Linked DNA regions of Homo sapiens: region 2 is linked to region 1. Evidence: chromatin loops called from intact Hi-C (ENCODE). Cell type or tissue: PC-9. All regions are shown on one strand. Links, peaks and the distances in the headings refer to the core of each region. The heading gives the core; the rest is flanking DNA.

Region 1 (16,368 bases), core at 5,692-13,691:
TGGTCCAGTGTAATGCGGTGTGTAGCAGTCTTTGTTGGTATAAATCATGCCAGTGCTGTATCCTTTACTCTGTAATGAAATGCATAATAACAAAGTGGCTTCCAACAAACCAAAGGTTAAACAGCCCCTTACAACTTCACTGTTGTCAAATTATGATATGCCCACTTAGTCAGAAGAAGAATGTCAACCATATTGTTGAAACATCGGTGTAGCAGCTGTGCAATTATAAAGTGGGGTATAGCCTTTCATTTCATTGTGTATTTTTCACTATCACTTAGAAACTTTGCAAATTTGAAAACTTTACTTGTTTTTCTTAAATTTGGTTACTTAATTACTTTTGTGTAGTTAATCCAAAAATGGAACAGGTACATTTTCAGAGGAGTTTTTTCCTCTCTTTCTTTGTTAAGAATTGCTAATAAGTACATGTGGTAGCTTCAGGTGCTATTTTGTCTTTTGTTTTTCTTAACTTAAAGAAGCTTTTTTTTTTTAAAGGTAGATGCATTGGTTTTAATCAATACCGACAAACCACATAAACGGCATAAGTAGAAATACCAACTTAGACCTTGGCCAAAAAATAAGTTTCTACCCTAGTACATATTTTCAAAGTTTTATTGTTTGAAGATTCAGACATTTTATTTAGTGGTTAATGAGTATTTTTACAGTGTCTCAGGTAGCCCCTATTCCCCTTCCCCTTTCTACCTTCTCTGCCCAGAAAAAAATGTTTGCCCTCATAAGGTTTTCCTCCTATCATCCTCTTTATTTCCTCTCTTGTACTTCCTCCTCATTTGCTCTGACTTTCCTTGGTAGAAGAGGAACTAGGAAATGCTATTCCTGTCTTTTTCTAGGAGATGTGGTTTAGACAATGAAGGTGGCAGGAGCCTTGGGTACTTGGAAAAGCAAGAAGTGTGACTCAGGCTGCCAAAAGTTTGCTCTTATAACTCTGCACTGGACTTGGGGCAGGCAGAGTTAGCTAGCTGGAGAGAGAGGGTGGGTCATGTGTCAAGTAGACCCCTGTGTCTTTCCCAAAAAGTATTGAGGTGTTTTGGATAAGCTTGGGGACAGAAACCATAGAAAAGAGCAGGGTCCTAGATTCTGAAAACACATCTGCCTTCCTCTGCACAGTTGTGCTGGCTGTTGCAGGTCTGTGAATTTGGAAGTCCCTCAGTGGCTATTATTAGTTTTAATTTCTGTTTGTATTGAGGACATTTCCACATGTTTATTTTGGTGAACTTTTTGAGATTTAAGATTTTATAAAAAATCTAGTGGTCAGGAGGGCTTAAAAAGTTAAAATCATATACTATTATATCTAGAAGAGAACTTAGAAATCACCTAGTTCCACATTTTCTTTGTAAAGATAATAAACAGAAGCTAAAGAGGTTAGGTAATTTACTAAGTCATTTATACTGCGACATTGCAGCAGAGCTGAGAACAGCCCTGAGACAGCCTGACTAAAGTCTAGAAACATCTCATTTTCCTACCCAGGAACCTCAAAACTGTGTCAGTTCCTCTCTGTCCGGTGGATTAGATCTTTCTCTCTTAGACACTTCCACTTTGATTTTTGTTTTTAAGTAGAGAAATTTAAATAGCCTTTTCTGAAATTCTAAAAACTTAATAAGTTCAAATTCTTTGCTTTGTTCACTCTCTTTCTCAATGAAATACTTAAATATAGCAATCTTAGATATCCTGTTGTCCTTCAAGTAAAGTCCAACATGTTTACCAAATTTATAGCATACACTTCTAATATTAGGTTACTTAGACTTTACAAAATCATTTGGCACTATTTTTTTATTTTTTGAGACGGAGTCTTGCTCTGTCACCCAGGCTGGAATGCAGTGGCACAATCTTGGCTCACTGCAAGCTTCGCCTCCCGGGTTCACGCCATTCTCCTGCCTCAGCCTCCTGAGTAGCTGGGACTACAGGCACCTGCCACCACACCCGGTGAATTTTTCTGTATTTTTAGTAGAGATGGGGTTTCACCATGTTAGCCAGGATGGTCTCAATCTCCTGACCTTGTGATTCGCCCACCTCGGTCTCTCAAAGTGCTGGGATTACAGGCATGAGCCACCGCACCTGGCCCATATGGCACTATTTTAAGATTGATATATCTATTTACGCTGGAAGCCTCCTTACTTCGCTGTGACTTTTAATTAAGTTTAGTTAGCAAACATGAAACTCATTTAATACCAAATTCCACTCTTTACATGAGTGTTTATTTCATAGGGAAATCAGAGCTCTAAACCTTTTCTTTGAACTTTAAGTATAATGACAGCATAACAATAAGAAAAGCTTTTCCAGAAGCATACCCATATGAACTGTAGGTTTCTTTTTAAATCAAGCCTTAACAAGGAAGGACCTTGAGGGAGTTGCCCACAATAGTCCTGAGATTCTGAGAAATAAGCAAGCTGGGTGTTTAGGATACTTGCTTGGTAGGGGTGGGGAAATGGTGAAAAAGAGTGTTAAAGGAAGTGGGAAATGGCTTCGTTGCAATTTCTTTTTTGGATTTCTCTATACGTGCAGCATGGTCAGTTTGGTGATACGTGTTCTCCCAAACCTCCCCCGCCTTCCCCAGTAGCTGGTTATAGAGCCAAGATGTGGCCTTTGGGACATAGATAATGCCCTTTTAATGACACTTGAAATTAATTCCTTTAGTGTAATCCTCTAGCAAAGAGATGAGAAAACTGAATTTGTAAAGCTTAATTTTACCCAGAGATTTTGGTGTAGAAAAGGGCCATACATTTGTGAATAGATGCTTAAGTAGGTGATGAAAATAAAATATCATTTGAGCAAACTGTCCTATACCAGAAAGTCTCAGGCACCAAAATAGCTTGGCAGGTTGTAAGATAATGTTCACTTCAAGGCTTTATCCTCAACAAATTAAAACTAGAACAGTTGACATAATAGAAAGGGATACTGTGTCCTTGGTACTCTTGTTTCTGAACTGCATTATTATAAAATGTGTCTGTCAGTAAATCATAGAGAGAATGTGGTACCCTGTTAAATAGCTGTCAACTCTTCTATTTTCAAGTTCCTGTACGATTCTCAAGTAATTCTAAACCTGTTGGAGAAGTAATATTGGTTTCCTTTTTTGCAAAAGTGTGTTCCTTTAGTGATACTTGTGTTCTGAGGCTTCCAGTTACATTTTTAGCAAAGAAAGCATTTCTTAAATAATGGGTAAAGCCTTATAATTGGGAATGTATGTAGACTGTTCTTTTTGTTTTGTTTTGTTTTTTGTTTTGGAGGGGTTACAGTTGGTAGGATCTATTGATTAATGTCTTTTGTGTATCTGGTATTGGGTAAATACTGGAGACAGTTTTAATCCCACCTAGCTTCATACATTGTACTAAGAGACTGAATGTACTTGAGTAGAAGCAATTAATTCCCTTCTCAACAGAGGCATCTCTTATTTAGAAAAATGAACAGATGATATTATTTGGTTACAACTTTTAAGATGACTTCTTAACACTGATCTCAGAAAGTGGATTTCGATAACAACATACAGTTGTCTCTCACACTGGCTGCACTATCCATTGGACTGTGGTGGACTTTTGATAGATCTAGAAGTGGTTTTGGCCTTGGAGTAGGAATTGCCTTCTTGGCAACTGTGGTCACTCAACTGCTAGTATATAATGGTGTTTACCAGTAAGTATTAATCCTTCAATTTTTGGTGCTTGTTTGCTAGATAAATAAATGATAACCGCTTTCAGAATTGAGATTATGAAATGAGGTTAGCCAGTTTAATCTACAGAGTAGTTTATTTTCATTGTAATTATCTTAAGTGTCATTGCAGTTCCTCTGTGGGTATTAAAGACATGTCTGTTATTCTAGATATACATCTCCAGATTTCCTCTATGTTCGTTCTTGGTTACCATGTATATTTTTTGCTGGAGGCATAACAATGGGAAACATTGGTCGACAACTGGCAATGGTAAGCTGATGCTCACTTTTCTGAATAAGATGTGGAACAAATGACAAGTTTTCTCTAAAAGGCAGTCCTTTAAGGGAAAGCAATTTGTGAAGACAACATTCTTTGATTGCTTTTTTGCACTTCCATTGAAATAAATCATTTGGAAGAATTTAATCACAGGTGTTTTAAAAGTTGAGGAGCCACTGGAGAGAAAAACTCAAAATGTGTTATGGATAGGGCAATATGATTTATTGACCATATGGGGGATATTAGTGGTTTTTAAAAAACTAATCTACAGGTCTCCCACTATATCAGAAAAGGACAGTTTTAAAAGTTAAAAAGGTCACTACTAATAAGTGTGTTGCTACAATAGGTATACATTAGGACCACCTCTAACAAATCAAGATGTTTGATCATTTTAGTGATGAAGGAAAAGGAAAAGGCTAGGGAGTGACATTCAGAGGCCACAGCAGTTTTATGAATCAGTGCTGTCACTTTTACCTTTTTAGCCAGGTTAGGAGAATTGAGTGACTTACTTTGCTGTATTTTTGGTAAAATAGCCAACCAATTATCTTACCCTGTTGGTTTCCTTTATTTTGAATTGTGGGTGTACATTTTTATAGCTGTACTTTAAAAATGTTGTTTTGACTGGAAGCTTTTGTTAATGTAACAGATTTTTTCCTTTATATCATATAGCAATTTGAAAATACAGTGATCTGAGTTCACCACAACAGCCCTATCCTTAAGTTCATGAACTATTCTTTGCTAATTTGCCTTATTGAATACTCAAAGAAACCTGCTTTGCTTCCTTTCGACATTAAAAGATTGATCTAAATTCTAAATCATATACTGCCACTACTTGCTTGTAATGCAGAAATCTCATCTTTCTCTTGCTTTTGGCTGTGGCTTTTTCACTTCCAGAATGTGAATTATTTTTTTCCCTGTCACATTTGTCATTTAATCATAGTAATTATGTAACTCTTGGATTATTTGAGGAATAAATGGGCACATAGTAATAAAATGTTCATTTTTAGAGCTTTTCAGTTTATTTGGAAGTTGCTATTCAAAAGAAGTCTTAATCTGTTAACCTTTTAACCTTTTAATTTTTGCAGTACGAATGTAAAGTTATCGCAGAAAAATCTCATCAGGAATGAAGAAGGCAAAAAATATCTTTTGTACAGAAAAGCAAGATGAAAAGGATGTGAAATGGTAGATATACCAACAAAACTTCAGACTGTAAAATTGCCAGGATGCAGTTTTCCCCTTGATTGGCGTGTGTGTATATATGGATAAATATATATATACACACACACATATTACTGCAATCTGTGATTGCTTCATCTGTAAATCAGTTGTAAACCTTTACATATTTGACTTAAATAACTGTAAGATATATATGTACTACATTAAAAAGTGTTGATTAATAGATGAAATTTTTAAATTAATTTTTTAAAACATGCCATACATTGTATCACAATGTTAATGTGCCAAGATATTGTTCCTGTCATGCAGAGTATAAGAATGCTTTGAACAATTTGTAGACTTAGTGAAATAAAATAAGAGGAAAGCCAAAAACAAACAAACAAAAAGCATATGGGGAGCTGGTATTTTCTCTTTAGCTTACTGTTGTGCCTTTTTATTTTTCTAATCACAGCAGTATGAGTTATGAGTGCCCTAATTTGTGGTTAGTTTCTAATTTAATGTTGTTTCATAGAGTTTGGAGTGTTTTGATACAGGGTGAAAATGAACTTCTGGTTTCAAACCTGCGTTACTGGAGACAGCCCAAAGAGTAATTTTCTGTTTTGACAGGTTTTACTGGAAGTATATGTGATGAGCAGAAGAGGTTATCAGCATTAAATTGTTTTGGTTCTAAATTTGGAACAGTATATATAATTAAAAGTAAGGAACATTAGAGGATTTAATTAGAATAAATACATGTTTTGGAAATACAGTGACCTCTTGCAGTGTCACAAAAGTGCAAAGTGATATTAGCTGTCATCTGCAATACAGAATCTCATTGCTTTTGCACATGGAGCATATAGGAAACTCCAAACAGATCACAATGAGGTTTCTAAATCTGTTGGGTTCTGTCTTCTATTGGGTTCTGTGAAGCAAACCACTGTAGCTTTAGCTGGGTTCAGTCATATGACTCGTTGGTGGAATGCCTAGGTTTTTCATCTTACATGCAGTCTTGGGGGTGGATGAATACATAATTTCTCATGTATTCGTGTATCCATTAGTGAATAGTTCAAGTCTGTTTAAGAGTGTATTGAGATGGCATTCTCTGCATGTTAAAGATCTTAATGGCAACCAGCACCTCTTAAGTATGGTTTAAACATATTCTTAGCTAATTTTTTCCATTAGTTTTTGAAATTGGTGGCAGTTGTCTGATCCACAAGGGCAAGATCTTCTGAGTACTCTGGGGTGTGAGTATGTGTGCACACGTGTGTGTTGGAGTGAGTGAGAGAATGTGTCTGTGCATGTGGCCATGCTTTCCTAGAATGTCAAGTAGATATTTTTACACTTTGAGTTTTAAAGCAATTACTATCAGACTGAGATCTTGTATGCCAAACTTTAATCTGCTTTTATGTTTTCAGGCTGAAGGTGTGAAAATCCTAAGAGGATTTCATATTGAATATGTGTACACAATCTTAACTATCGTGGTGGAAAACATACTACTATAATTTATTATTATATCTTCCAGATAATGTTATTCATTTAGAACAAATAAGGTATATTTTTTAGAATCAACTTTGTAAGCACTATAAAATCTTTAATAAGTTATAAGGTCTATGATGTGTTTACTTTAAAAATTGCTGTTAAAAGCAACACGTATTAAATATGTAATTATCATCTGGGTTAAGAGTCTGTTTTTCTTCTTTGTGGTAAGTCTTAGAATATGGTACTGTGGATTAATCTAATGAAATTAACATATGTGGTTGAAGTTACCAAGAAACGATGAAAAGAAACTAAATATAGTTGACCCTTGAACAACAGGAGTTAGGGGCACCACTCCCCAACATAGTTGAAAATCCATGTATAACTTTTGACTCCTCCAAAACTTAACTACTAATAGCCTACTCTTGATGGGAAGCCTTACCAATAAGAAACAGTTGATGAACACATATTGTGTATGGTATATGTATTATATACTGTTTTCTTACAATAGTGTAAGCTAAGGAAAAGAAAATGTGTTTACTCTTCATTCAGTGGAAGTGGACCATCCTAAAAGTCTTCACTCATGCTATCTTCATGCTGAGTAGTAGGCTGAGGAGGAGGAGGAGGAGGGGTTGGTCTTGCTGTTGCGGGGGTGGAAGAAGATGTGCATTATTAGTGGGCCCACACAGCTGAAAACCATGCTGTTCAAGGGTCAACTGTGTGTGGTATCGGTGAGACTGAATGATTATCGTTGGTGTTCTTAAATTATTTTCAGGTCCTCTAGAAAATAAGATAATTATAGCAAAAAATAAAATTGTTTTGAAATTTTGATAAATATATAAATGTATAGAACCTATTTTTTTCAATGAAAGAAAATGGGAAACATTTTTTAACATTGCTAGATTGGCAGTGCTTTCTTTTATTATTTCAAGTTATGGAAATTTGCACAGTTGAAAACTGGGGATAAATTCTACAAAAGTGCAAGAAAACAATTCAAATTAGCCAGAGCCCTGCTAAAACTTTTAATGTAAAATTTATTTATTTGCACTGAGCTGTTTTACCTTCTTTAAGGCCATTGGGACCTCTCAATGATGCATATGTTTCATACATCTTGTATTTTCCAGGTAGAAGTCAGACTTGGTTAATACCAATAAATACTTCTGTAATCCTATTGGCTCAGTTACCTTTATAATGAAGTATATTCTGTGTAAGGTAATTCTTCCAGTGATGGTCTGAGTAGTAGAGTCTTAGCTTTGTGTGTCTGAAAAGGTCTGTTTCATTCTGAAGAATAATTTAGCAGGCTGTAGGATTCTATGTTCATAGTTTTTTTCCCTCCCTCAGCACTTTGAAGATTTTTAACTCATTGTCTTCTGTCACCTAATGTTACAGATAAGTCTGCCATTACCGTAATTTTCTTTCCTTTGTAGATAATCTATCTTTTCACTCTAGGATATTTGCATGATTTTCTCTCTATCCTCTAACATTTTTCAGCTTCATTATGATTTGACTAGTTGTAGATTTGTTATTTTTTTTTTTTGCTTGGTATTTGGTATGTACTTTCAATCTGTGGGCTCATGTTTTCAATTCTGGAAAATTCTTAAATGTGCCTGCATATTGGAATCACATGGGGACCTATAGAAAATTCTGGTGTCTGGGTTCCACCCCCAGAGACTCTGATACAATTAGTTTGGGGTATGCCCTGAGCATTAGGATTTTTAAAAGTTCCCCAGGTGATTCTGATGTGCAACCCAGGTTGCCACTCACTGGTGTAGTTATGCATAAAATAAGGGGTAGCGTCCAGGTGAGAGAGATGAGATGGGTAGTAACATTGGAAATGAAGAATGAGGGGCACATTTTGGAATAAAATCACCTGAACTTGGTGACTTGGGTGTGAAGGTTAAAGATGAGGAAGAGTCAATGGTAAGTTCATTTTTTTATCTTGAGAAACTAGATGGATGATATTTCCATAAACCAAAAGAGAATGTAGAGAAGCAGGTGAAGGGGTAAAGTTAACAAGTTTGGTTTGATATGTTGAGGTTGAGTTATGTAGGGCACATCTGATAAAGGTATCATAAACACTTGGATATTTGAGTCTGGGATGTAGGATGTAAATGTGGAGTCATCAGCATGTGACCGTAATAAATGATGCCTTAGGAGTGGATGAAATCACATAGGGAGCATGTTATGGTGAAAAGAGAAGAACGATCAAGAGTAGGAGGAAAGCTCACACCTGTCATCCCAGCACTTTGGGAGGCTGAGGCAGGTGGATCATGAGGTCAAGAGATCGAGACCATCCTGGCCAACATTGTGAAACCGTGTCTCTACTAAAAATACAAAAATTAGCTGGGTGTGGTGGCAGGCACCTGTAGTCCCAGCTACTCGGGAGGCTGAGGCAGGAGAATCACTTGAACCCGGGAGACAGAGGTTTCAGTGAGCCGAGATCGTGCCACTGCACTCCAGCCTGGAGACAGAGTGAGACTTAGTCTCAAAAATAAATAAATAAATAAATAAATAAAAATTAAAAAAAAAGAGTAAGAGGAAAACCAGAAGAGTGATGGGATGAAACCAGGGTAGGAGGAAGTTTCAGGCAGAGTAACTGGTACAATGAAGTACAATTGGAAGGATGAATTAATCTTGATGATAAAGGAGAAGGTGTTGTTTTACATTGAAAATGTTTTTCTAACTGCTGTCTCTTAACATATAAAATATCTCCCTGTATACTAATAAAATAGCTCACAAAATAAAGAAAAGCCTGATTATATACTGAGTCTTTTATTGGGAGTGAGGGGATCTGGGGCAACTAGGGAACTTTGAAAGAATGATGGATGTTTGGACAATATCTATGAAGAATGGACATAGTAACTGACTAAAGATGAAGAAAGACTTGCCAGACAGTTTTGAGGCCATCAAGGATCCATGTGAGGATAGAGGTCAGATATTTGCAGTAGAGCCAATTGACATTGTTAACGCCATGTCTTAGTGGGCTCAGCAGCCCAGGAGTGTAGACTTGTCATGATGAAATACATTGATTGTAGCTGAGAATTCACTGGTAGGCATGGCACAAGGATATGTGAAAAATGAATAGAGACTCCCAGTGAAATATCTGCAGACGTTTTCATGGGATCCAGGCAAATTGGGAAAGGAAGTTGAATCAGCAGTGCTGACCTGATGGCATGAGGAAATAGGATGAAGTCAAATGACTGCAAGTGTTGAGATTAAAAATCCAGTTTAAGGGTAAGGTTGGTAGGTTTGGGGTTTGTAATCAGAGAGGAATGTAGTGGATCATTTCCAGATCTTGATAAAGTCCAAGGAGTGTTCTAAACAACTGTATTTACATAGTTCACTGAAGTGAGTAGAAATGAACAGCAGCGGAGTAGAGGTCCAATGCGTGGGTGAACAGATTTTGATGTTGGTATTGATGTTACCTGGAGTGATCTCAAAGGTCAGGTGGGAAGGAAGGGTGTCATCTATACTCTTTTTGACCATTTGAGCAGGTACTTATCTCAGTGCCTTGACTGTATTGGGATTTTAATTAGAATCCCTTTCCCCCCTCTTTTATTTATTTATTTTTATTTTTATTTATTTTTTTCGAGACAAGGTCTTACTCTGTCACCCAGGCTGGAGTGCAGTGGCACGATCTCGGCTCACTGCAACCTCCACCTCCCGGGTTCAAGCAATTCTCCTGCCTCAGCCCCCCCAGTAGCCGGGATTACAGGCACTCACCACCACGCCCGGCTAAGTTTTGTATTTTTAGTAGAGACGGAGTTTTACCATGTTGGCTAGGCTGGTCTTGAACTCCTGACCTCAGGTGATCCACCCGCCTCAGCCTCCCAAAGTGCTGGAATTACAGGCTTGAGTATTTATTTATTTTTTAGATATTTATCATCCTAGGTGTTCTGAGATTTTACTACAATATGTTTAGGAGTGAGTCTTTTTCTGTTAATCATGTTCAGTCAGATATATCTTTTGAATTCTGGGAAATTTACTTCTATATTTGCTGTTAGTGTTCCTTTTTTCACTTTCTCTTTTCTTTTCTTCTAAAAGTCCTCTATTCTAGACATATTTGACCTTCTGTTTCTGTTTTTTTATATAGCCCTTAGCTTTTCTTTGTTGTGTTACCTTCTAGAAGAATTACATAACTGTTGTTCCAGCTCAGCGAGTTGCTCTTCAGCTGTATCCATCCATTCAGCCCATCAGTTGAGTTTTTAATTTTATTGATAGCAATTTTAATTTCTAAGATTACTGTACTTTGAAATGGAAGTATATTGCCCTTCTTGTATTTTTTCTAAGGACATTAATTGCTCTTCTAAAGTTCGAAGCACTTCTAAAGAGCCATTGCAGGGAAGGGTGGGATGAGCCTGCCACCAGCTGATCTCCAGATGTGAGTGCCCCTGGTTTGCCTTGGGCACATCGCCATGCTTCTTGAGACTGTCCACACTTAACACTTACATCATGGGGTAGATACCATGCTGTCTCTGCCTGGTCAAAGGTTGGCAAGTAGGAGAAGTGTAGAAGGGTTGGCCAGACTGGCTGCTTTCACAGAAGCCTGGTTGAACCCATAAGGTCAGTTGCCCTTGGCATTTCCAGCTCCCAGCATCAGCTACCTCTGAGCTTAGGATGCCCCTAGTTTCATATTTAGCAAGTCCTCTCCTTGAGTATTTCAAGCTGTGGTTTCCCTCCATCCAGCTACTCACTCTTGCTTTCAGGGATTCCTTGTAGTTTCTAGTTCACAGAATGTACTTATTTTGCAGTATAGTTGTGGATTCCTTTTCTTTTTAAAAATCTCTTTTCTTTTTGTTATTTCTGTGGATTTAGGGTAGGTGGAAGAAGCTGCAGCATGCCTGCCCAGCTGACCTGATTCAGCTTTCCCCACCACTTTTTGATACCACAAAATCATGCTATCTCCCTGGTCATTTGTCTTTACCTTTCAAAAACTCGGTTTAATTAGGAGCTGAGATAAATAGGTTAAGTCAGTGGTTTCTTACTGGGCCTCAATAAAAATTGGGATGTAGAGGGGTTTTTTCTTCCTTGAAATACATATAGTTCATTCAGTTCATTGTGCCAGCAAGTATACTGGCATCTGCTCTTTTATGCCTCCCTTCTTTTTATCACTGATCAGATCTGTGAAACCTGTCATCTTTGTGATTTACAAGATAGACTTTTCCAGGCTATGTCAACTGTTCTGAAGACAATGTTGTTAAGTATCAGATTTGGCAGATCAGATAGATAATGATGTGCCTTGGAAAGACTGGGCTATTGATGAGCCTCGTGTCAAAACTGATTGCCATATATGGGCGATTTTTCCTTTTCACTGTTTCCCTGGTTTCAGTTTCTGTGAGGATTTTCTTGAACAAGGGCAGTTTTAATTCCAAATCAAAATTGTGCTCTAGTAACTGTGTCCTCTGCTGCTTTCACATGGCAGCATTTATGGCTGCTAATCATTCTGTGGCCTCCCCGAAGGTGGGCTTTAAAAGTAATGGGCACTTGGAAAACATATTGCCATTTAAAAACAATCATTTTTGATTGCCATTCCGAAAACCATAAATCCATCTACTGCTACTGTGCTTCCATGAGACTGTTTCATTTGCAAGATTTGCTTCTCTTTTAGAAACGCTTTTTGAGGAAACTTGCACAGAATGTGATCATGGACCAATTCATTGTGATGAGCAGTTGAGTAGACAAAGCAAAGAAATAACTCAAGTGCTGAAACTGTTTGTTTCAGAAGAAAAGTTTCTAAAATGCATTCACTGGGAATTTCTGCCATTGGATCAAACTCATTTCTATTCCCTTTATAGTCATCACATGTCACTCCTAGATCTTTTGGGAATGTCTGCTCCACCAAAGTATGACAGTGGCAGTTCTGTTTTGAAACGATTCTTTCTGCTTATATTAATAAAAAAGCTTGAGATTTTCTAGCAGGACATTACAGAGAGGCAGAGTGCTGGCCCATCACCTCAGGATCAGCTGGATGCACCTGGGGTGCATAGTCTCACACCCTGGGCTTGAGAAGCTTGCAGACTGACAAATTTAAGATGAAACTTAAAAGATGTTTATAAAGACAAATCTCTGTGGAATTTTCAAAGTCCCAGATCCTAGTGCATATCAAGATCCTGTCTGTCCTTGAGAAGGCACGTCAGGGCATGTTGAAGCGTGTCTTCCCAGAATGTGTGTAAAATTCATACTAGAGTTGAGTTTGGTTCAGCTTTTTTCCCCAGAAAGAATAAGTTAGTGATCCTTAAATATTGTTTGGTAATCTGATTTTGAAATGGCAGCTTGTTTTCATTGATTTGTAACTTGGCTTTACAATAACCGGGTTTATTTCCCACTTACGTGACATGTACAGTCTGGTTTGTGGGAGACTGTGCCCCACTGCAGACAGGCAGCCTCACTCGCTTGCCAAGGCAGGGGAAGAATGGGCATGGGTTCTCAAACTCACTCTTCTCTGCTTGGGCCTAGAAGGAATGTACTGCACTTCTGCTCCACACATTGGCCAGAACTAATCCTGTGGCCCTAACTGCAAGGGGGCTGGGATGTGTAACCCCTCCTCCAAAGGGAGAGGAGAACCAAATATTGGTGATCCCTGGTAATGTCTGCCACAGTTGTAAAACGTTTTGCGGTGCTCTGTTCACAATAGAATACTTTACTCCCTTAGTGATTGATAGTGAACATGACTATAAGAAAATAGTTTTTGGTGGCAAAGTTTAAAACAAAATTATGGTCTTTACCTAAAGTGTAAACTTTGTGTCTAAGTCTTGGAGTGGTGAGAAAGAAGGAAGGGATTCACTTTCATCTTTTCCTCTCGCCTAGAAGGAGAAATGTGTGGGAGGGAATGAACCAGGTGTCTTCCTGGTGCCTCCTGGGAATGTCCCCAGCACACGTCTGTGGGTATTGACGCCATTTTACGGCTGCCAACATCCACATTTTTCTGGGTGGCACAGCAGAGTTTCAAACCCTGGTTTGACTTCACTCCAATGACCAAAGACTTTCCTCATCACCACAGACCTGTCTGCTGTCCCTGAAAGTCCCTTCGCTGACGCTCCTGCCTCATGTTGCATATGCATTTCTGACGGAATTCCAATGCCGTCGCTTAGAATAAGTGACTTGGCATTGTGGGCATTGCTGATAGGAATGCAATCTTAGCTTTTTAGTAGAAAAGTGTAAGACTTTGTAGACGTATTCATGTTGAATGTGTTCCTCCACTCTGGAGTCTGAGTTTGTTTAGAAAGTTAATAAAAAGCATTTCTAGAAAGCCTGGGAATGACCTTGACTTGGACCTCAAGCCCCTTTCCATAGCAGATGTTCTGTCCTGCTGCAGCTTCCAGAGACCCAGACCCATGTGGAAATCTGACAGATAGGAAAGAGATAGGTTTTTTTTTTTTTTTTTTTTTTGAGAGATGGAGTCTTCCTCTGACACCCAGGCTGGAGTGCAGTGGTGCAGTGGTGTGATCATGGCTCACTACAGCCTCAACCTTCAGCCAGGGCAAGCAGTCCTCCCACCTCAGTCTCCCTAGTAGCTGGGACCTCAGGTGCGTGCCTGGCTAATTTTGTTTACTTTTGTTTACTTTTTGTAGAGACTGGGTCTCAGTATGTTGCCCAGGCTGGTCTCAAACTCCTGAGGTCAAGCAATCCTCCTACCTCAGCTTCCCAAAGTGCTGAGATTTCAGGAGTGAGCCACTGCACCCAGCTGAAAAGAGACAGTCTTCACAGGTTTTGACTTCTCACCTTGTTTAAAGGTTTAGTGTGAGAGAAGTCTGTATGAATGATTGTGCTGGAGTCATTTTTGATGTGACCCATACTATATAAGTGGCTAGCTTTGTGGGAGCCATGTGCCTGGGCTGTATTGATGGTACATTTTGTAAGAGGAAGAGCAGCATGTTGACACTGATCAGGAAAGCTCTGAAAGGTGTGGGCATAGGTACCGATGGGGTTCAAAGGAAGGAGCAGACCCAGCTGGAGGAGGCCAAGGCCTTTCTCCTTGGATGGTATGGACAGGAAACCCACGTGGACAGATTCGTGCATGTTCTCTCAAGAACCGAAAGTCTGGTCTGGTGGTAGTAAAGTCGCAGGTAGAGGAAGTGGGTGGAAGGGAGGACTTCTAAAACATAGGGATTGGCTTCTCTTTGAGGATTTAAATGGCTCCTGTACTCATGTTTCTTCTCAGGCAGGATCTACAGCTGTCCATGGGGGTTCCTTTTAGGAGGCCTGCAAGTAAGACTGCCACACCCACCACAGTTCCTGGTGTTCCCTTTATTAAAAAGCATCATTGCCAGGCTCTTATGTAAAAAGAAGGCCGGGCGCGTTGGCTCACGCCTGTAATCCCAGCACTTTGGGAGGCCGAGGCAGGCGGATCACCTGAGGTCGGGAATTTGAGACCAGCCTGACCAACATGGAGAAACCCTGTTTGTACTGAAAATACAAAATTAGCCAGGCATGGTGGCACATGCCTGTAATTCCAGCTACTCGGAAGGCTGAGGCAGGAGAATCACTTGAACCTGGGAGGCGAAGGTTGCGGTGAGCCAAGATCACGCCATTGCACTGCAGCCTGGGCAAAAAGAGTGAAACTGCGTCTCAAAAAAGAAAAAGAAAAAGAACATTCTGAGTCTGATCAAGGTGTGTGATCTTGGGTTGTGGTGGAGAGAGCCAGGGAAGAGTCAGCTGTGGGAGAGAGAGAACGCAGGCTTTAACTCTGGGTGAGTTACTCGCAGACTGGGACGCTGGGCATGTTCCTCATGCTTTCTAAACTTCAGGTTGCTACCTGTAAGATGGAGACACAATACCACTTTTGTCTGAGGGCTGTTAACATTAACTGTGATAACATTTCAAAGGCTTAGCTCATAAGGGCTTTCCAGTGAAGTATTGGTTCCTTTCCCTCTCTCCTCATTCACTTCAAAGCATGAGTGTGGAGCCAGCACATTGGCATTTACTTTGGATTAGGTTGCTTCCCTAATGTTTCTGTCAAAATGAGAGGAAGCATAGTACACGAATCACTGTGCTTGCTGACACCTTGCCACAGCTCCACTCATCGGTTAGTTAACAGGGAGCAAATTCTTAAGGACATAGGACAGAAACTGGCTGGTTGTTATTATACTGATTAATTGATTGATTGACGGCAGGGATGAGGGTTTGGCCAGTTCCGGCAGGGGCTGCTTCCATGGAGGGAAGCTTAGGTAGGGTGCCGCAGGATGGCATGAGTCTGCTGGAGAGCGAGGAAAGGAGATGGGAGGTAGGAGATAGATTTTGTCAGCATCTTATTTTCACCTAGGGATGATGGCTCTGTCCTCATACTTTATAGTGTCACCACCGTGAGAGTGCAGTCTCCTGAGGGAGGAGTTACATTTTAATTAGCCACAAGGTACCTGATTTCTGATGTATCAGTCCTTTTCTCTAGGCCTCATTGTTTCGGATTATTTTTGCCCATGTCCTCCACTTGCCTACTCCTTTCATTTGTATCAGAAGGAAACCACCAAGCAGCCTGGAAATCCTGTTACCAGACCTCAGGATATTAATTGTCAAGTTCTCCCCCACGGTTACACAAGTGCTGAAAAAGTGGTTCTCTTTCAGTAGTGTCTTGTCAAAATGCCAGGCACAGTTTGTTTTTGACGTTTGCTGCTATTGTTAAATAATAGTCTTGCTTCTGTCATAGCTAATGTTGACTTGAAGGCATTTGGAGGGCATTTCTCAACTCCAGCCTTAACAGCAAGACCTGGGTCTTGACATATTTTTCTTGCTTGCCCAGGGCAACTGAGTATAAGGGTTGCAACCTTTGCTTTTCTAAGCTCCAAGAAAATTTCAGCTGGGTATGCACC
Region 2 (16,368 bases), core at 4,596-12,595, 56 kb after region 1:
TATCTGTTTTGAACAATAACATACCATCAAACAGGATAACTTAGGAGCAATGGATAATTCCTAGAAATACACAACCTACAAAGACTAAATTATGAAGAAGTAGAAAGTCTGAACAGATCTATGACTAGTATGGAGATTGAACCAGTAACCAAAAATCTCCCAACAAGGGAAAGCTCAGGACCAGATGGCTTCACTGGTGGATTCTACCAAACATTTAAGGAATTAATGCCAATTCTTCTCAAACTCTTCCAAAAAATTGAAGAGGAGGGAACACTTCCAAACTCATTACATGAGGACAGCATTACCTTGATACCAAAGCCACACAAAGACACCACAAGAAAAGAAAATTACAGGCCAATATCCCTCATGAAAATAGATGCAACAAAATACTAGCAAACTGAATTAAACATTAAAAGGATCATACATCATAACCAAGTGGGATTCATCCCTAAGATGCAAGGATATAAAATCAATTTATGTGATACACCACATTAACAGAATATAGGATATAAATCACATGATTGTCTCAATTGATGCAGAAAAAGCATTTGACAAAATTCAACACCCCTTCATGATAAAAACTCTCAACAAACTAGGAACAGAAGTAAAATATCTCAGCATAATGAAGACCATCTATAAAAAGCCTACAGCTAACATCGCACTCAATAGTAAAAAACTAAAAGCTTTTCCTCTAAGATTAGGAATAAGGCAAGGATGCTTACTTTCACCTTTTCTATTGTAGGGGCCAAGGGAAAATTACTCTTTATCTTCAGATGGTTCACTGAAAAATCAACTGATAAAGGTGGATTAATTGGAGAAAAGGCATACAAATTTATTAACTTGTATATGGGAGAGAACCACAGCATAATTACCCCAATCACCCAGTAGGTTTCAGAACCTTATGTGCCATCTTGAGGTTACAGAAGGAATGGGGGTTGGATATCAGCAAAACAGATTATGGGAGGGGGAGAAGAGGAAGCCTGGCTAACAAAGGTGGTCCTGCTATGTAAGTGAAACCTCACAGGTAGTAGCCTTCAGAGAGAATGAATAATGAATGAATGTTTTCTTCAGATCTTTTTTTTTTTTTTTTTTTTTTTTTTTTTTTTTGCATGTGTGTGGAGACAGGGTCTTGCTCTATTGACCAGACTGGAGTTCAGTGGCACAACCATGGCTGTCTGCAGCCTTGAACTCCTCGTCCCAAGCAATCCTCCAGCCTCAGCCTCTCAAGTAGCTGGGACTACAGGTACACGCCGTCACACCTGGCTAACCGTTTTTTTTTGTTTTGTTTTTTGAGATGGAGTCTCACTAGATTGCCCATGCTGATTTTGAACTCCTGGACTCCAGTGATCCTCCTGCCTTGGCTTCCCAAAGTGCTTGGATTGGAGACATGAACCACTGCACCTGGACTTTCAGACCTTTAAATGTATTATACTCTCAGTTAATCTTTTGTAGATAGGACGAGGGAGAGCCCCAGAGAAAGCCTGGCAGCATCAATGAAGATTTCGTACAAATGCAAATCTCCCCTCCAAAGACAGCTTTGCAGGGCTACCTCTGTTTGCAGACTTGCTGAACAGCCACCTCAAAATATGTCAAGGAAGTATATTTGGGGATGAAATACTTTGATTTCCCTCACTCTTCAATGCAACATCGGAATTCCTATCCAGAGCAATTAGGCCAAAAAACAAACAAAAAGGTACTTAAATCACAAAGAAGTAAAATTGCTCCTATTTGCAGATGACATGATCTTACGTATAGAAAACCCTAAAGACTTCATAAAAATTTTCGTTGGAACTAATAAACATATTCAGTAAAGTTTCAGAATACAACATTAACATACAAATATCACTTGCACACACATTAACAATGAATATGAAATGGAAATTAGGAAAACATTCCCATTTACACTAGCACCAAAAAGAATAAAATACCTAGAAATAAACTTAACTAAGGAAGCAAAAATCTTGTATACCAAACACTACAAAGCATTGTTGAAAGAAATTAAACAAGACACAAGCAAATGGAAAGTCATCTGTGTGTTCATGGATTGGAAGACTTAATATTGTTAAAATGTGCATACTTTTTAAGACAATCTGCAGATTCAATGCAATTCCTAAAAAAAATTTCGTTAGTATTTTTTACCAAAATAGAAAAACAAAATTCTACTATGCAGCCACAAAAAAGAACAAGAACACATCTTTTGTAGGAACATAGATGGAACTGAAGGCTATTATCCTTAGCAAGCTAAAGCAGGAACAGAAAACCAAATACCACATGTTGTCACTTATAAGTGGGAGCTAAATGATAAGAACTTATGAACACAAAGAATAAAACAACAGACAGGTCTACTTGAGGGTGGAGGTTGGGGGGAGGGAGAGGAGCAGAAAAGATAGTTATTGGGTACTCTGCTTAATATCTGGGTGATGAAATAATCTTTACAACAAACCCCCATGGCACTTGTTTTCCTATGTAACATGTACCCCTGAACCTAAAAGTTAAAAAAAGAAAAAAATTCTAAAAATAATTTGGAACCACAAAAGACCAATAGCCAAATAAATCTTGAGAAAGAATGACAAGGCAGTCATCACACTCTCTGACATCAAAATATAGGACAAAGCTATAATAATTAAAACAGAATTGTCATGGATAGATATATAGAAAAATGAAACAGAATAGAGAGCCCAGAAAAAAATAACTATGCATATATGTTTAATTGATCTTCAATAAGGGTGCCAAGGATATACAGTTGGAAAAAGATCATCTCTTCAACAAATGGTGATAAGAAAACTAGATATCCACATGTAAAAGAATGAAATTGGCCCTTTATCTGACACCATACGCAAAAATCAACTCAGAATGGTTTAAATGATTGAATGTAAGACACAAACCTATAAAACGCCTAGAAGAAGACATTGGGGGAAAGTGCCATGACAATAGTCTTGGCAATGATTTTGTGGATATGACAGCAAAAGCAGAGGCAACGACAACAAAATAAACAAGTGGGACTACATCCAACTAATAAGCTTCTGCACAGCAAAGAACACAATCAAGAGTGAAAAGACAACATATAGAATAGTAGAAAATTCATATGATTTGGCTGTGTCCCCACCGAAATCTCACCGTGAATTGTAACTCCCACAATTCCCATGTTCCATGGCAGGAACCCAGTGGGAGGTGATTGAACTATGGGGGCAAGTCTTTCTTGAGCTGTTCTCGTGATAGTGAATCAGGCTCACGAGATCTGATGGTTTTAAAAAGGGGAGTTTCCCTGCACAAACTCTCTTCATTTGTCTGCTGCCATGTGAGATGTGCCTTTCACCTTCCACCATGATTGTGAAACCTCCCCAGCCATGTGGAACTCTGAGTTCAGTAAACCTCTTTCTTTTGTAAATTGCCCAGTCTTGGGTGTGCCTTTTTTTTTTTTTTTTTTTTGAGATGGAGTCTCGCTCTGTCACCCAGGCTGGAGTGCAGTGGCATGATCTCCACTCACTGCAAGCTCACCCAGGCTGGAGTGCAGTGGCGTGATCTCCACTCACTGCAAGCTCTGCCTCCTGAGTTCACGCCATTCTCCTGCCTCAGCCTCCTAAGTAGCTGGGACTACAGGCACCCACCACCATGCCCGGCTATTTTTTTTGTATTTTTAGTAGAGACAGGGCTTCACCATGTTAGCCAGGATGGTCTTGAACTCCCGACCTCAGGTGATCCACCCGCCTTGGCCTCCCAAAGTGCTGGGATTACAGGCGTGAGCCACTGCGCCCGGCCGGGTATGTCTTTATCAGCAGCGTGAAGACGGACTAATACAGTAAATTGGTAGCAGTAAAGTGGGGTGTTGCCAAAAAGATACCTGAAAATGTAGAAACAACCTTGTAACTAGGTAACAGGCAGAGGTTGGAACAGTTTGGAGGGCTCAGAAGAAGGCAGGAAAATGTGGGAAAGTTTAGAACTTCCTAGAGACTTGTTGAATGGCTTTGACAAAAATGCTGATAGTGATATGAACAATAAGGTTCAGGGTGAGGTGGTCTCAGATGGAAATTAGGAACTTGTTGGGAACTGGAGCAAAGGTGACTCTTGTTACGTTTTAGCAAAGAGACTGGTGGCATTTTGCTCCTGCCCTAGAGATTTGTGGAACTTTGAACTTGAGTGAGATGACTTAAGGTATCTGGTGGAAGAAATTTCTAAGCAGCAAAGCATTCAAGAGGTGACTTGGATGCTGTTAAAGGCATTCTAGTTTCAAAAAGGAAACAAAGCATAAAAGTTTGGAAAATTTGCAGCCTGACAATGCAGTAGAAAAGAAAATCCCATTTTCTGGGGGAGAAATTCAAGCTGGCTGCAGAAATTTGCATAAGTAATGAGGAGGCAAATGTTAATCACCAAGACAATGGGGAAAATGTCCCCAGGGCATGTCAAACACATCTGTGGCAGTCCCTCCCATGACAGGCCCTGAGACCTAGGAGGAAAAAGTGGTTTTGTGGGCCGGGCCCAGAATCTCCATGCTGTGTGCAGCTTAGGGACTTGGTGCCCTGTGTCCCAGCCGCTGCAGCTGCGGCTGAAAGGGGTCAATGTAGAGCTTGGGCTGTGACTTCAGAGTGTGCAAACCTCAAGTCTTGGCAGCTTCCACATAGTGTTGACCCTGTGAGTGCACAGAAGTCAAGAATTGAGGTTTGGGAACCTCTGCCTAGATTTCAGATGTATGGAAACATCTGGATGTCCAGGCAGAAGTTTGCTGTAGGGGCAGGATACTCATGGAGAACCTCTGCTAGTATGGTGCAAAAGGGAAATGTGGGGTGGGAGCCCCCACACAGAGTCCCTACTGGACCACCACCTAGTGGAGCTGTGAGAAGAAGGCCACCATCCTCCAGATCCCAGAGTGGTAGATCCACTGACAGCTTGCACTGTGTGCCTGGAAATGCCACAGACACTCAATGCCGGCCCATGAAGGCAGCTGGGAGGGAGGTTTTACCAGCAAAGCCACAGGGACGGAGCTGCCCCAGACCATGGGAACCCACCTCTTGCATCAGCGTGACTTGAATGTGAGACATGGAGTCAAAGGAGATCATTTAGGAGCTTTAAGATTTGACTGCCCTGCTGGATTTTGGACTTGCATGGGGCCTGTAGCCACTTTGTTTTGGCCAATTTCTCCCATTTGGAATGGCTGTATTTACCCAATGACTGTACCCCCATTGTAACTAGGAAGTAAGTAACCTGCTTTTGATTTTAGAGGCTTATAGGCAGAAGGGACTTTCCTTGTCTCAGATGAGACTTTGGACTGTGGACTTTTGAGTTAATGCTGAAATGAGTTGAGTCTTTGGGGGACTGTTGGGAAGAAATGATTGGTATTGAAATGTGAAGAAATGAGATTTGGGAGGGAACAGGGGAAGAATGATATGATTTGGCTTCGTGTCCCCACCCAAATCTTGTCTTGTAGCTCCCATAATTCCCACATTTTGTGGTGGGACCCTGTAGGAGATGACTGAATCATGGGGGCAGCTCTTTCCGGTGCTCTTCCTGTGATAGTGAATGGGTCTCATGAGATCTGATGATTTTAAAAATGGGAGTTTCTCTGTACAGGCTCTCTCTGTCTTTGCCTGCTGCCATCCATGTAAGATGTGACTTGCTCCTCCTTGCTTTCCACTATGATTGTGAGGCCTCCCCAGCCATGTGGAACTGTAAGTCCAATAAACTTTTTTATTTGTTAAATTGCCCAATCTTGGGTATGTCTTTATCGGCAGCATGATGGACTAATACAGTAAATATTTGTAAACCAAACATTTGATAAAGGGGCTCCTATACCTCAATAGTAAAAAACCAAATAACCTGATTAAAAAATAGCTGAAGGACTTGAATAGATATTTCTCCAAAGAAGACTTACAAGCAACCAACCCATACATGAAAAAGTGCTTAAAGTAACTAATCATCAGAGAAATGCAAGTCAAAACTACAATGAGATATCACCTCACACCTCTCAGGATGGTTATTATCAAAAAACCAAAAGACCACAAGTGTTGGCAAGGATGTGAAAAAGTTGGAACACTTTCACCCTGTTGGTAGGAATGCAAAATAGTGCAGCCACTATGGAAAACTGCATGAAGGCTCTTAAAAAAATAGAACTGCCATTTAATTTAGCAATCCCAATTCTGAGTATTTATCAAAACAGTTAAAACAAGGATCTCAAAGTGATATTGATGCCCCAATGTTCACTATAGCACTTTTCACAATAGCTAAGATGTGGAAACAACTTAAATGTTCATGGATAGATGAATGAAGGATATGTGTTATATACATTGGATATGATACTATTCAGCTTTCAAAAAGAAGGATATTGTGCAATATGTAACAACATGGATTAACCTTGAGGACATTATGCTTAGTGAAATAAGCTAGTAACAGAAAGACAAATGTTACATGATTCTACTTATAGGAGATATTTAAAATAGTCAAATTCATAGGATCAGAGTAGAATGATGATTCCCAGACTCTGGAGTAGAATGATGATTCCCAGACTCTGGGGGAGGAGGAAATGGAGAGTTACTGATCATTGGGCATAAAGTTTCAGTTAAGCAAGATAAATAAGCTCTGGAGAGCTGCTGTATAACATTGCATCTATAGTTAACAATAAGGCACTGTATACTTGCCATTTGTTAAGGGGGTACATCTCATGTTCTATTCTTACCACAATAAAATGTAGTGAAAAACAAAAACAAAAAAGCCCTAAAAGACACCAAAGAATGGACAGATAAGCCACAGGATGAGAAAAGATATTTGCAATACATATATCCAACGAAGGACTTTCACACAATATACAAAGATCTTCTACAGATCAATACACAAAAACAGACAACAACTTTACAAAAGAGGGAATGGTTCAAGTGGCCAATAAATATATTAAAAGATCCTCATATTTATTAGTTATGAAGAAAATTATAACAACAGTGACATAGCAACACAGCCATTAGAATAGCTAAAATTATAAAGAAACTCAAAATACCAATTTTTGGAAGTTGTGGAGCAGATGAAACTTTTACACATTGTTGGTGGGAATGTTAATACAACGTTTTGGAAGACTGGCATTACCTAGTAAAAATGAGCAATTATGTTTCTTAATGATTCAGCAATTTTATCTCTAGGTATACATATTCAAGTGTGTGGCCACCCATTAGATGTTAAGAATGTTCAGCTGGGCATGATGGCTCACACCTGTAATCCCAGCACTTTGGGAGGCAGAGGAGGGAAAATCTCCTGAGCCCAGGAGGTTGTGGTGAGCCGTGATTGCACCATTGCATGCCAGCCTTGGTGACTGAGTGAGACTCCGTCTCAAAAAAACAGCAAAACAAAATAATGTTTGTAGCAGTAGTATTCATAATATTCCTAAATGGAATATTCCTCAAATGTTCATAAATAATAGAATGGATACATAAATTGTAATACACTCACCCAGTAGAATCCTATATAGCAATGGGAATGAGCAAGTTACTATTAGGCACAAAAACATGAATGGATCTCATAAATTATTGAGCTGAAGAAATCAGATGCCAAAGAATACATACTATGTGACTCCATTTATATGTTGTTCAAAAACATGCAAAATTTAAACTTTAGCAATAGAAGGAAGAACAGTGGTTACCTGGAGGTAAGGGGTGGGTGCGTAATGACTTGGAGAGAGCACGGAGGAGATTTCTGGGGCGCTAGCATACTCGATGTCCAGATATGGTGGTAACACAAGCATGTTCACTTTGGGGTTGGCTGACCTGAGCTTGAATCCTGGCTCTTGGGGAGTATGACCCCAACTTACGTAACCTCTCCAGGACTCAGTTTCTTTATTTGCAAAGTTCAGATAGTGAAACCCAGAAAGATTAATGACACGACAACAGGTAAAGCTCCTAGCCCAGGCCCTGGCATGAGCTGGGGCTCTGCAGTTATTCATTTCTTTCCCCTCACTCTGTGGTTATAAATGCACTGCCTGACCTAGTTAAACAAGATACCACCCCTTGTCCCCTCTTCCTCCTCTACCATCCACACACATCAGTGAGGCCTTCTTTTTATTTTTTATTTATTTTTATTTTTATTTTTTTTTAGATGAAGTCTCACTGTGTTGCTGTTGCCCAGGCTGGAGGGCAGGGGCCCGATTTCAGATCACTGGCTAACTGTAACCTCCACCTTCCTGGTTCAAGTGATTCTTGTGCCCCAGCCTCCCAAGAAGCTGGGATTACAGGCGCATGCCACCATGCCCAGCTAATTTTTGTATTTTTAGTAGAGATGGGGTTTTACCATGTTGGCTGGTCTTGAACCCCTGACCTCAGGTGATCCATCTGCCTGGGCCCCACAAAGTTCTGGGATTACAGTTGTGAGCCACTGCACCCAGGCAGTGAGGCATTCTTTATGAAATGATTTATCTTTTATGAAAGGGTAGAGGCAAGGGCAGCCATCTATGCAATAGGGACTCTGTCTATGGCTATTCAGCAGAGTAAAGATATGTAACTGGCCTAGATGCCAAATCTATAGGCTTGGCTTTCTCAGGCTGGGCTGCAGGCTGTATGTATAGTATGTATTCCTCAAATGTAAGGATCTTTCCTAGTTCCAACTCTCTTCATGGGGAGGGCATGGCCTCTCACATGCAGATAGATGCCTGTCACTTGATTCATTCAGTCTCTTAGAATAAAGGATGAGGCAATGGCGTGGAGGGTATCCCAAGCTTTGGCAGAATCCCAATTCTCAGGATTAACTTTTACCTCCCTGACCTCTCCCTGCAATTCCTTTTGGATCGGGTGTCCTTAGCTTCCTGTCCTAAACTGTTGGAGGGTGGTTGCCGGGCAGCTGTGAAACATCTGCCACCACATTCCACCTTCATTGGAGAGGTGGGCAAAGTGATATATGTGTGAATTTTCCAAATATTGTGTGTGTGTGTGTGTGCACTTGTATAAAATTTCATTTTTAAGGCCCTTCACAGAGTCTCAGGGATGAAAGCATGGAGTTGGTGCTATCATTATTACCGTGAGGCCCTCGTATTGCTTTGGCATATATAATGTTTCCCAGGCATATAACATTTTTCATTTAAAGAGGCAGCCTAGAGCACATTCCAACTTCAAAGATTTTCCTTTCTGGATGGTGGTTTTCTGCCCTAAGTCCTTGGGAAAATGTTGCCACATTTTTTTTTCTTTTTCTTTTTCTTTTTTAACCCAAGTGATTGACTTCCTTGAAAGGAGGAGATAGAGCTCTTGTAAAGATTTAATTTTTATGAGTTCTCTAATTCTCTCCGGGAAAAAACAGATTACTCCTCAAAGTTACTCTATGGGGTGTAGAGCCCCAGTGGCAAGGCAGAGGCCGGCCCATGGGTGTGACTTCCTGTTTGGTGCCGGTGGTGCACTGCAGGCTGTGGAGCTCAGGGTCAGAGGGAAGAATGCAGTCTCTGGCAGAGCCGGCTTCAATTCCGGTTCCATTTCTTCTCAGCTATGTGTCCTTGGGCTTTTAACCTCATCCTCAAAAACAGAAACACCATCTCTGCTCTGAAGGACTAAATAAGATAGTGTACATAGGTGGTTTTCAACTGGGATGATTTTGCCTCCTCCCACCATGGGGTACTGGGCAATGCCTGGAGACATTTTTGGTAGTCAGGATTGGAAGTGGGGTTTGCTACTGGCATCTAGTGGGTAGAGGCAAGGGATGCTGCCAACATGCTACAGTGCCCAGGACAGCCCTGCAACAAGTAATTAATCAGCCCAGAATGCCAACAGTGCGAGGCAGGGAAACCCTGGTGTACATGGCCACTTGGGGCAGAGCTGTCCTTTAGTGGATCTTCCCTTCCTTTCTTTTTTCCTTTGGTCTGTAATTTCTTCCCCAATCATTTTCCCCATGGAGGACCTTCTTGGAATTTTTGATGTTTTTTTTTTTCCAGTGAGTTCACCCCCTGCTTCTCTGCTGTGGTTATTTTAGATCTCTTCACTCCCATCAGAACTCACACCCACAACCCCTTCCCTCTCACTCTTAGCAGATGACAAACTTAGAGGGAAAATTGACATTTCCAGAGAATTCATTCATTTTTTCTGCTCCCAAGCCCACTGACCTACTTCATCTGTACCTTTGAGGCAGACATGGCTATTTCTAACCCAGAGTTGCCCCTTTCTTCTTTCTCACTGAAGCACTGATTCTGTTCGTGTGCTGGGTGGGAACTGGGCCCAGCCTTGGTCTGTGCGTGACTGTTAAGTCCCAATTTTACATAATGAGATGTGTCAAGAAGTCTTGTGAAGTGCTTCTGAAAAATGTTTTTCTTTCTTCTAAGAGAAAAGTGCATGAAGAGAATTATGCCCTTTACGGACACATGGTTCCTGGTTATGAATGGGGTATGTAAGGATGTGATGCTTAGAGCTGCTGCAGCCATCCTGCAACCATGAGGCAAAGGTGAAACAAATTACAGAGCTGTTGATTCTGAGCCCTGCCAACATTGAACAGTTTAATTAAGGGTAGCAAAAAGCTACTGTTTGACTTTCAAATGTCCAAGCTACTTTCCAAGTTACAATCCCAGAGGGTGTACTGTTACCTGAACCCGACAGAGTTTCTAACATATACAGCATCTTCTTTCATTCTTGTCCCAGTGAAATACCTCCTGGATCCAATCTCCATCCATCTCCTCAGAGATTTGCCTCTACTATTATTATTATTTCCTCCCTCTCTTCTACATCTTTAAAACTTTTCGTTTCTTGTATTGGCTTTTTCTTAGATGTATTAAGACATGATCAAATCTCTCCCATATTACACAACAAACAAAAAGCATCATTCCCAAAACTCAGCCTATAGGTATTTCTTTCCAGGTACTTTCCTATCTTTCATCTTAATGTTTACAGTAAGTGCCTCCTAAGCTTTGCCTGCACTTGCTGTCTCCTCCTTCCTACCTCCTACATTCTCCTCCTTCATCTTGACAATCTGGATTCCACTCCTACCACTCCACTGAAACTTGCCAAGGTCACTGAGACTTCCACTTTGGACTATCCAATAAGTACTTCTCAAGTCAGATATCATCATAGCAAAATCAATTTACCCCACCCTGTTGATATCCTCTTTTTCCTTGGCTTCTGTAACACTGCTCTCTCTGTGGGGTTCCCTCCCATCTCTCTAGCTAATTTCCAGGCTCTTGTAATGACACATCCTCTTCTGCCCTGTTAGAGGGGCTTTGCTGGCTGTCCTCTCTTCCTTGTTGCCCCTGCTCTCTGTAGAACGTCATCAGCAGCCCAGCAAACATTCATTATCTGGGGGCTGACATAATGCCAAACTTCTGTCTCCAATCCAAAATTTCCTGGTTTGGAGTCCACGTACTCATCTGTTCTTAGACAACTCCACTTGGATATCTCTCAGGAACCCCGATCTTGATATATCCAAAGCTAAACTCAAGATCTTTCTCCAAAACCTCATATTAGTCAATGGTCCCACCATTTACCTAGCTGCCTCAGCCAGACACCTGGGGGCCACCATTGACTGCCTCCTCACCCTACCTTTAACTCCGATCTCTCATGAGCACTTTGAGTAATATTCTGCTTTCTGTAGTGTCCAATGCTCTCTACCTTTCTTTATTTCCTGCAACTCTCTCCTTACTTGTCTCCCTGGCTATCTTGCCCTGCTCCACCCAAATCTGCTACTGAAATGCAAATCTGACCATGTGTGTCACTCTCCCACTTGAAACCTTATGGTGATTATTACCATGTGGGTCAGACTCATGATCATGGCTTATGAGGCTGTCTTCTGGTCACTTCTTTCCCTCACTCTCTGGGGGAGCGCAGGCCTGAGATGCAAGCCTTCCTACAAAGCTCAAATCCCATCTCCTCTTCCCCACCCCACCAACCTGGATGACTCTACTTGCTTCTGAAAGCTGAGATGTCACTGGCCTCTAACAAGTCTCTCTACACCCACCTGTCTGAATGAGGAGCCACTCCCATGTCCCAACTCTCCCTCGTGTCTCAGAGCACTGAGCTGAATTCACATCATTTCTTTAAGCATCTGTATCCCTGTTAAACTGTCAGCTCCATGACATGTCCCAACTCTCCCTCGTGTCTCAGAGCACTGAGCTGAATTCACATCATTTCTTTAAGCATCTGTATCCCTGTTAAACTGTCAGCTCCATGAGGGCAGACCTTGTGTCTGACTTGTTCCCCATTTGTATATGCTCCCTGAATATTTGTGGAGTGACAAGAATAACAGGATGAATGAACAATTATGGATATGTCAAGTGTGCTCCCTTGCACCGCCAGACGACCTCTCCCTCTGGCTCCTTCGGACTTCTCTCTTTCTGTGCCCCATTTCCAGCCCAGCACCTTCTACAGTCCACGTGCATTTTCTGCCCACCTTTGCATACATAATCTCATTACATTTCTTTTTATCCTTACACATGACACATATGGGGTGGCATTTTTATTTCCATTGCAGAGATAAAGTTTAGTGAGGTGAAGTAAACTGCCAGAGGTCACGTGGCTGAGAAGCTAGCATTCAAATGTTTTGTTCTTTGGTGTCCGTGCTTCTTCTACCACAAGAATCTTGTATGAACATTTTATAGAGGCGTTTCATTTACAGTATTGTTTTGATGTTCATGTAAATGTGTTTGTATGTTGCTAAGAAGAGTGTTGAGATATGGTCCAGGTCTTTTTTTAACTCATAGGTTCTTAGGAAATAGTTGTAGGTGGATTGGCTGATAATTCCAATTTAGAGCTGGGTGCAGTTTCTGGGTGGGAAGGGCGGGAAAGACGAGTGTTCTTCAGGGCTGATTTCAGGACTCCTCTCTTCCTCTCTGCTAGAGGACAAGTTCATCTTTAACTTCAAACTCTATTTCTGGCACAAATGGGAGCACAGAAATGTTAATTCTCTTCCTTCTGCCCCTCAATAACTTTTCTGAAATCTCTCTAAGAACCCTTCCTGGCACCTGATTTCATGGAGTTTGCACGGCCTTGACGCCTAGCTTCCAACTTTGTGTTTCTGAATGTTCTATCATGATTAGGTGCTTCATAAATGGAGCCCTAGGGATGTTAAACACAGCAAGTGGTAGCCCTGTCAGCATCCCAGGGATCTTGGGAGAAACTCTCCTTGTATTTAGATTCTACAAGGTCCCCTTGAGAAATTTGACACTATTCTGTCATCACTGTCTTTTAAGAAAAGGTTGGCCAGGCGTGGTGGCTCACGCCTGTAATCCCAGCACTTTGGGAGGACGAGGCTGGTGGATCATGAGGTCAGGAGATCGAGACCATCCTGGCTAACACGGTGAAACCCTGTCTCTATTAAAAAATACAAAAAAATTAGCTGGGTGTGGTGGTGGGTGCCTGTAGTCCCAGCTACTCGGGAGGCTGAGGCAGGAGAATGGTGTGAACCCGGGAGGTGGAGCTTGAAGTGAGCCGAGATCGCACCACTGCACTCCAGCCTGGGCGACAGAGCGAGACTCCGTCTCAAAAAAAAAAAAAGTGTGTTCCTCATTTATTTGTTTATTTACTCACCAAATAAGTATATGTTTTTGAAAACTAGTGGTAGGCTTTGCATGAGCAATGAAGAATACAGATCACAGAGAGACAATTACAATAACTGGAGAAATTCTGGGGGCGAGGTGTTAGGAAAGGCTGTCTGGAAGAAGTGCTGAGCTCACCGAGGGCTCAAAGATAAGGACGTACTCTGTGGGGGCAGTGTGGGTGGCACCATGGCAGGCACTGGAAAGGGGTGCACGAGAAAACCAAGCCTTGGTCTCTGCCTTTCAGAAACTCAAAATTAAGTTAAAAGGCAAAGTTAAGTCAAAATTGAATTAAAAACCACGTCCTATGAGATGGTTAAGAAACAATGTCAAGTGTTCGCTATTCAGTGTCCAAATGGATGAAATAGATTTTAAAAGCTAAAGAATTCCCACAGTGTTCAGGATGAGGGTCTCATCATCTAAAAGCTTCCCTTTTAAATATATTTATTCCTCCTCCTGAGGAAGTGAGTTCCCCATTACTAGAGGTATTCAAGCAGGTCTGGAGGGCCACTTATTAATAAGGTTGGGTGGTCAGGAGAGCAGGCAGAATCATAAACAAGACAGAACAGTGTTTCCTAAGTTGGTAGTTTTTTTTTCCTAAAATTTCTATATGAACTTCAATGGCCAAATACCTTTCTCACGATTGTTGCTATGCCATAACTCCAACGGTGTTGTTATTTATACACTGTTTTAATTAAATAGATAGATTTAAAAGGGAAGCTGGTGCAGATCTATGTCTATGATATAACCTCTAATATTTAAGTGAAAATAGTAAGTTGTAAAAAAGTGTGATGGATCCCATCATTTGTGTGAAAAGTTGCATTTATATTCATATATACTTGTTAGTGAATGAACTATTGCTAGAAAGTACAAAACAAGCTGATAACATTGGTTGCCACTGGGGCGGGATGCTGACAGACTAGGGCACATACATGTTATTTATTGAAAAAATAGAATGAAAATCATTTAAAAAATCAGTATCAATTCCACACCTATTTTGTAAATTTGCATGTATGCCATATGTCCCGAAAAGAAGGCTTGAGTAGTAAACACCTGCCTTTCTTTATTTTCCTGTATTCTCCAAAATTTCTACAGGGAACATGTACATGATTTTTAATTTAAAAATTGCATTAAATGATACTATCAGATAATAGAGAATAAAGCAGTCAGGGTTAAGAGGTGGGAGGAGGCAGCAAGAGCTATACACAGCTTAGAGAGCAGGGATGGGGAAAACACTAAGGCTGGGATGAGGGAAGATATCTGGGGTTTGTGATCTGGAAGGGAGGTTTGACCTGATGGAGAAAGGTTGGACCAGCGATCAGGAGGAAAGAATCCCAGGGGGATCGGAGATTGACTTAGATTCCTCCAGTGAGGGGATGAGAGCTTGGGAAGGGCTTTGGCTAGAGGAGTCCTGGAGACTGAGAGCAGGTTCATACCTGAGCAAAGGGAACCAGCAAGCTGGAGGAGGCCCAGGGTGTAGAACCAAGATGGAGCCAAGCTGGTGGTGATGAGTGCCAAAGGGTTATCTGGGCCACCGAGTTGCACAATCCTGGGAGGCACCTTCTACTTGCAATTGTACATACAACTGAATGGGGGAACATGGCTACCATGGCTGGGACCCGGGAGGGGTGCTGGGTGGGTTGAGGGAAGGCAGGCTCAGTTGGGGGACTACCAGAGGTGAGAGTTGAGAAAAGGCAGGATGGAGGTAGAGGATTAGGAAGGGCTCTACACTGGGATGAGCTGCAGTCTAGGAGATGTAGGGGCAGGCGGCTAGTCAGGGAAGATCTGGTTTGGGCAATCTTGTGTCCCAACTGCAGTAGGTTAGGTGGGCTGCCTTCCTGATGTGGAACATGACCATGGTGTGCCTGCAGGCAAACTCTTAGCAAATGAAGTCGGGGTGTTATCTGAGAATTGCTTAATCATCTCCATTCCAGTGGGGGCAGGCAAGTCACGCCTTAGGAAATGTTGGCTGGGGTTAAGGTAGGACTAGATAGCCTCATTGGTCATACAGCACCAGTAGATGCAGGATTCTAAGCAGCTGAGAAGCCCTAACTTGCTGGAGTGGTTGAGGTAGAGGGAGGGCTCATGGTTTCTGGGGAGAGGGCCCATGGTTTCTGGAGGCAGAGGTGACAAAAGTGAAAGAGAGCTATGGAAGGGAGGGTAACCTCTAAAAATTGATGCATTGAATCCATGCATGATGTTCTCATAGGAAGGGTGGTGGGCAGCAGGGAGGAAGCAAACATAGTCATCATTTTCCTTGACCTCATGGTCATTCAACGGGTCCTGCTAGGTGGAATTTAATATAATCAACTTGGCCTTCCACCTTGTCCCATACTAATGAAAATTCCAGTTCATATAAAGCATTTCTCCAAGACAGCCTTATTGGTCTTCTTGGAAAGGAATATCAGGCCTCTTAGAAACCTTAAATTTAAGATTATAAAAACATTCTTTTCCATAGTTCTGAAACTCTACCACTGTATTTATTTCTCTCTTTGTTTAGGAATCCATCAGAGACATGTATTTCCTTCCCCTTTCAGACTAGGCAAGAAGGAGACACGCTTTTCTTTTCCCTAATTTCCCTTAGAAGAAAATGACATTTGCCTATACAGTTCTATTTTTTTTCTTTTGGTTTTTAATTATAAAAAGCTTCTAGTAGCTGATTTATTATATAGGGAACAAATTGTGTCTTTGAGACCCACTGCTCTGTAATTACTTGAGTTAGCACTGCAGATATCTACACAGGGGCCAGCAGTCAATTTTGACTCAGAGTAGATAATACACGGACTGCTATTAAGTTTAATGTAGATTAATGTGAGTTGCTTCCCTTTGCACGTATGTGTGCAGGTACCAATAATTAAGATTAATTTCTGCTAGGTAGAATGGCCTTCGTTGTGCACAGT

The links. A loop is a pair of places that touch in the nucleus more often than their neighbours do. Peaks named below come from ENCODE experiments on the same cell type or tissue, not always from the same donor. Only the 100,000 strongest peaks of a DNase experiment are listed, where the experiment ranks them.
Region 2: a loop joins it to region 1, with 5 times the contacts of the local background. A loop is called at or near these places in 5 of 110 quality-filtered maps.

The regions. Positions count from the first base shown.
Region 1 is chr2:118,103,265-118,119,632 of GRCh38, forward strand. INSIG2 (insulin induced gene 2) reads left to right here. Exons shown (of 6, transcript NM_016133.4): 3 at 1-57; 4 at 3,473-3,639; 5 at 3,826-3,925; 6 at 5,017-7,733. The coding sequence ends at 5,058. Among named protein-coding and RNA genes, the nearest start is that of INSIG2, 23 kb to the left of the region's middle. RefSeq lists an enhancer at 12,485-13,684. In PC-9, for the core only: no CTCF peak of the experiment used is centred there; a DNase peak (open chromatin) is centred at 9,807; H3K4me3 peaks cover 851 bases; H3K27ac peaks cover 4,971 bases.
Region 2 is chr2:118,160,130-118,176,497 of GRCh38, forward strand. No RefSeq gene overlaps it. Among named protein-coding and RNA genes, the nearest start is that of THORLNC, 18 kb to the right of the region's middle. RefSeq lists an enhancer at 9,310-9,359. In PC-9, for the core only: no CTCF peak of the experiment used is centred there; DNase peaks (open chromatin) are centred at 8,662 and 9,384.